Regions from separate parts of the Homo sapiens genome. Here region 1 is linked to region 2. Evidence: read pairs that join two places in POLR2A ChIA-PET (ENCODE). Cell type or tissue: GM12878. All regions are shown on one strand. Links, peaks and the distances in the headings refer to the core of each region. The heading gives the core; the rest is flanking DNA.

Region 1 (2,915 bases), core at 87-2,586, 250 kb after region 2:
GCATGGTGAAACCCCATCTCTACTAAAAATATGAAAATTAGCCAAATATGCTCACTTGAACCCAGGAGGCTGAGGTTGCAGTGAGCTGAGATCGTGCCACTGCACTCCAGCTTGGATGACAGAGTGAGACTGTGTCTTTTAAAAAAATAAAGGCCGGGTGCCGTGGCTCACGCCTGTAATCCCAGCACTTGGGGAGGCCGAGGTGGGCGGGTCACCTGAGGTCAGGAGTTTGAAACTAGCCTGGCCAACATGGTGAAACCCCTGTCTCTACTAAAAATAGAAAAATTAGTCAGGCGTGGTTCTACGCACCTGTAATCCCAGCTACTCGGGGTGAGACAGGAGAATCGCTTGAACCCCGGACGCGGAGGCTGCAGTGAGCTGAGATTGCCCCACTGCACTGCAGCCTGGGCGACAGAGCGAGACTCCGTCTCAAAAAATAAATAAGAGAATGGGGAAGCTGACCAATGAAGGTAGTGGATTAGTGGCAGTTTCAGTAACCTGGACCAAGAGTTCTTATGTTTTATGGGTTGTAGACCTCTTTGAATCTAATGAAAGCTGTAATCGTCTCCCCCAAATGCTCAATACCCACAATTTCAGATTCATTGTTAGGGGTTTAAGAATCCTTCCTGAAGTATACAATATATGGGTTAATGGACTACACGTAGGACCTGTGGCCTAGCATCACATCTTCCCAGCACAGAATAATTATCACCCAGGTACATGTCTTTCCCAGTGACCTCTTAGGCCATGGACCTCCTAATTCTCACCCTCAGAACCCCAGAATTCTCTTTGTGTTCTGGTCTCCTTCTCTGTGCAGGTTGAGCGCATTGAGAAGAGATGTCTGGAGCTGTTTGGCCGAGACTACTGTTTCAGCGTGATTCCAAACACGAATGGGGATATCTGTGGCCACTATCCCCGGCACATCGTGTTCCTGGAGTATGAGAGTTCTGAGAAGGAGAAAGACACGTGAGCATCATGTGACCGTAGTGTACATGTCTGGGGAGTCCGTGGCAGCTAATCCCTGTGGCCAGGAAGTCTGTAGCTGGGCAGGGCAGAATCACTTTCCCCAGGTGTTAATCCTTATTGGCATTTTTATTTACTTCAAGGTTGGACAAGTCAGACTGGCAAGGTGGCATGGCATAGAATGAGGGGTTGGGAGTAACAGCCCTTGATTGCTGTTTCACTTCCACCCTAGAGCTCATTGTCCTAAGATAGCTGACTTCACACTTCACTTCTCTGAATATCAGTGTCCCTTTTTTAGAGAGTGTGAGTGGGAGGTACACTGTGTAAAGACAGGCTTACCAGCGTTTACCGTATGTAGCACTTGAGAGCCTAAGGTCTAGAGTCAGACTGCTAGAGTCAGACTGTCTAGAGTTCACATCCTGGATTCCCCTGTTGCTGGCTGTGTAACTGATGCTGGGCAAGTTACTTAACTGCTTTGTCCTTAGTTTTCTTATTGGTAATTCTCTACCTCATGTTAATTAGTCCTTTTAAGGACTAACTAAAATTTTAGAAAGTGGTAGTGCAGTCCAGATGATAAATGGGGCTGATAAAAGCCTGACATGTACGTTGTAAGAATTAGAAATAAAAGCTACCATTTATGGTGGGCCTACCAAGACCTGAGTACCTTATGTGGGTTAACAGTTTATACCAGAGCAGACACAGAATGCTTGGTGCAGGTTGTGGCCTGTAGGTAGTCAGTAAATGGTATAGTTATTTGATACTGATAAGTAATCACAGCATGAGGCTCTAGGAAGTGGTATATGTTGATCTCAAAGTTTGCTCTCCTAATCTCCCTACTTCCTGCTGATTTTAAGGGAATTTCAGGAGCCGTTGTCAGCACTATCTGTGAAATCCTGGCCCCGTGGGTGAAATGTTGTGAGGAGTACCGCAGCAGTCATGCTGCATAGTGCAGTAGCCCCTTGCTACTCAAAGCAGGGCTAGCAGTGCATTCAATAACTTGTTAGAAACGCAGAAGCTCATGCTCCAGAGCCACTGAGCCAGAATCACAGCAGAACAGGGTGTCCAGGTGATTCGAATGCACTACCAGGTTTGAGAAGTGCTGCCGTAGGCCAACTGGGGAAATGGTTAATTCTGCCTTGTGTTTATGTGCCTGGGAAGAACTGGAATTGGAAGGATGAGCAGGAGTTTCCCTGAAAATGTCCTTAGGGATCAACTCATATAGGATCTTGATCATCAGGCCAGGGAGTGTGAACCTGTGGGTTGTGTGTGGGTATCAGTGGTTTTATTGTGCTAGGAACCCCTAAGCACTTACTAAGATTATGGATTCTCGGCCTGGCCTAGTGGCTCATGCCTGTAATCCCAGCCTCCTTTGGGTGGATCACCTGAGGTCAGGAGTTTGAGACCAGCCTGGCCAACATGGTGAAACCCCATCCCTACTAAAATTACAAAAACTAGCTGGGCGTGGTGGTGGGCTCCTGTAATCCCAGCTACTCGGGTGGCTGAGGCAGGAGAATCGCTTGAACCCAGGAGGTGGAGGTTGCAGTGAGCCGAGATTGCACCACTGCACTCCAGCCTGGGCAACAGAGCAAGAGCAAGACTCTATCTCAAAAAAAAGATGACAGATTCTAGAACCTCTCCTGGGCCTTCTGGAATCAGAATTTCCAGTCTACATTCTGTGAGAGCTCCCTTGATGTCTTTTTTTTTTTTTTTTTTTTGAGACAGAGTGCTCTGTCACCCAGGCTGGAGTGCAGTGGCACGATCTTGGCTCACTGCAACCTCTGCCTCCCGGGTTCAAGCAATTCTCCTGCCTCAGCCTCCTGAGTAGCTGGGATTACAGGCGCCCGCCACCACGCCCAGCTACTTTTTTTGTATTTTTAGTAGAGACAGGGTTTCACCACGTTGGTCAGGCTGGTCTCGAACCCCTGACCTCATGATCCAGCCGCCTCGGCCTC
Region 2 (2,915 bases), core at 326-2,825:
GTTGCTGAATGTAGTAAGATGATTGTTTCATCATTCTTAGATATTATGATCTAGTTTGAATCTGGTTTCCAGTATCATGTTAGCATATTTAATACTGTTGATATGTTAATTTTAATACATGCCCAGGTGGATCTCCTTGCTTTCTATTTGTGCCCCTTGTTTGTCGTTTTGTATGAAGGGGGTTTTTGTTGTTGGATTTTCTTCCCCATCTCTGTGTCCTGTTATGTTCTTTGGCTTATGTTTCAAAAATTCTGTTTCCTACCACCAACCTCTGTACATGCCACAACACATACAATTTGTACTTTCACAGTTTCTGTGAAGTAGGATGATCTGCAGTTAATAATCAACTGTTTGGGCATTCTTGGTATCCAAGGAAGGTTTTACTTAGAAGGAAGAACCTGGAAGGACCTGTTGGCAATTAGACTACTTCTGCGTTTATTTTACATTTTCCCTTATTAACGTAGGCTGTTGAGAGTTGACTTGTTTTATAAGAGAAACCAGATTGACAGAGAAGACCCCCAATCAGATAGAGTTATTTTAAAAATAAATGTGTTTATTATGGTAACATTTGGGGTAGAATCTAAAGGGCATATTTTTAAAAAAACTTTTAGTTCTAAAGACAAAAGAGTTTAACCTAAAACAGAACAAAGAGAAGGGCCTTTGAAGCAGTATGATTGATTATATGCTGAATGTAGCATTAGAATGTTGTATGAAAGCATAAATTTTTATTTTCTCAATTTCTATGGTACAAACTACTATGCCCATGGAAGTATGTGTTTATGCCCACAGCCTGAAATATATTCGGTGGAATGCCTTAAAAAAGAATAAATCTGGCCGGGCGCGGTGGCTCACGCCTGTAATCCCAGCTACTTGGGAGGCTGAGGCAGGAGAATGGCGTGAACCCGGGAGGCGGAGCCTGCAGTGAGCCGAGATCCCGCCACTGCACTCCAGCCTGGGCGACAGAGCGAGACTCTGTCTCAAAAAAAAAAAAAAGAATAGATCTGAGGAAAATGTAAGAGCAAGTCTAAAATTTTGAAGTCCTTTTTGAAATGCTATTTTTTCCTAGACAAATTTAGTGTTATTTGTGGCAAATAGAACTTTAATGTCGTAATTTAGTAATAGAACAAAATAAGGGTGGGTTTACATGTCCCTGCACATTTTAGGATGGAGCTAAAAATTATAATGTCTGCATACCAAATTGTTACACATTTTAATATTGGGGCTTTTATTGAAAAAGTTTACCCAATATTTAGAAACCTTTAAAAACAAAGTGACATAAAATATTCACAGATAAATCAGGTAGTCACCTTATTGGTGGCATATTATGTAAGTGTACTAAAGCCAGATATTTAGTGTTAATCCAAAAATATGAAAATTATGCTAACATCATATACAGATCTCAGAAGTTGCTGTAGCCAGCCAGGCGTGGCGGCTCACACTTGTAATCCCAGCACTTTGTGAGGCCAAGGCGGGTGGATCACCTTAGGTCAGGTGTTTGAGACCAGCCTGACCAACATGGTGAAATGCCATTTCTACTAAAAATACAAAAATTACCCGGGCATGGTGGTGCGAGCTTGTAATCCCAGCTACTTGGGAGGCTGAGGCATAAGAATTGCTTGACCCTGGGAGGCAGAGGTTGCAGTGAGCCAAGATCGTGCCACTGCATTCCAGCCTGGGAGACAGAGCAAGACTGTGTCTCAAATAAATAAAAAATAAAGAAGTTACTGTAGATGCCACTCTTACTTAAACCCTAGGCCATGTGTGGAGTCCCAGGGGAAGACATGTATTTTTAGAGAAGGAAGGCTCTAGGTAGGTGTAACCTTCCTCTTACAGTTTATCATGAACAGTTAGTATGAAAAGGAATGGCTGGAAGTTTGCAGTAGTACACCGAGCAACAAGAGAAATAAACATATCCCACTTCATGAAATGACTATGCCAGCCAAGGGAGATGAAAAACAATTTTTTTTATAGTACACCTCATTTTTTTAAAAACACTTTAATACTAGGAATATGTTTCTGTGGCAAATAGTTACCCCCAAAGGATTATGTCAAATATCTCTTGTGAAAATTAATTTTAAAATTAATCTTTTGGCTGGGTGCGGTGGCTCATGCCTGTAAACCCAACACTTTGGGATGCCAAGGTGGGCAGATCACCTGAGGTCTGGAGTTCGAGAGCAGCCTGACCAACATGGAGAAACCCCATCTCTACTGAAAATAGAAAATTAGCTGGGCGTGGTGGCGCATGCCTATAATCCCAGCTACTCGGGAGGCTGAGGCAGGAGAATCGCTCGAACCCAGGTGGCAGAAATTGCAGTGAGCTGAGATTGCGCCATTGTATTCCAGCCTGGGCAACAAGAGCAAAACTATGTCTCAAAAAAAAAAAATTAATCTTGTGTAGATAGTGACCACGTTTTACTTTCCTTGGGACAGTCCTGGTTTATACCTGCTATCCTAGCGTAATTAGTAATAGCACCCGTTTCACTCTCAAAAATGTCTCAATTTGGATCATAAATTATACGCTTACCATAATTGTAGAGGATTGTGAGACTTTTAGTCGCTACCTAGCAACCTAGTTTTTCTTGATAGAGCTCTTCTTATTCTGGAGTCTCCTGTGCTGCGATTTATCTGTTGACCTCTCTGAACCCCCATTTCCAAATGAGCAGTTTTTCGAATGTCTTTTTTCTTTTCCCATTAGGTGGTAGTAAGGGAAGGAGTAGGTATAGATTTGATTAATTTTTTAATTTTTTATTATTAAAAACTCCAATTACTACAAAATAGAAAAATACTTTGGAGTTTATTAAACTGTTAGTTTAAAAGGTTCCATTTGATCAGGATAAGGTCCATACCTTGATTGGTAAGTTTGAGTCTTTATAGATTCTGTTTTTTCCATGTAGGATTCTTGTTAAAGAAATTCA

Evidence for each region. ChIA-PET counts read pairs that join two places held together with the same protein. Peaks named below come from ENCODE experiments on the same cell type or tissue, not always from the same donor. Only the 100,000 strongest peaks of a DNase experiment are listed, where the experiment ranks them.
Region 1: POLR2A ChIA-PET joins it to region 2 with 5 read pairs; 17 of 35 experiments call an interaction of 5 or more read pairs at or near these places.

Annotation. Positions count from the first base shown.
Region 1 is chr3:9,652,804-9,655,718 of GRCh38, forward strand. MTMR14 (myotubularin related protein 14) reads left to right here. Exons shown (of 19, transcript NM_001077525.3): 2 at 818-966. Among named protein-coding and RNA genes, the nearest start is that of MTMR14, 4.8 kb to the left of the region's middle. In GM12878, for the core only: no CTCF peak of the experiment used is centred there; DNase peaks (open chromatin) are centred at 488 and 1,248; H3K4me3 peaks cover 1,198 bases; H3K27ac peaks cover 786 bases.
Region 2 is chr3:9,405,629-9,408,543 of GRCh38, forward strand. All of the region lies in intron 1 of SETD5 (SET domain containing 5), which reads left to right. Among named protein-coding and RNA genes, the nearest start is that of SETD5, 9.5 kb to the left of the region's middle. In GM12878, for the core only: no CTCF peak of the experiment used is centred there; no DNase peak of the experiment used is centred there; H3K4me3 peaks cover 821 bases.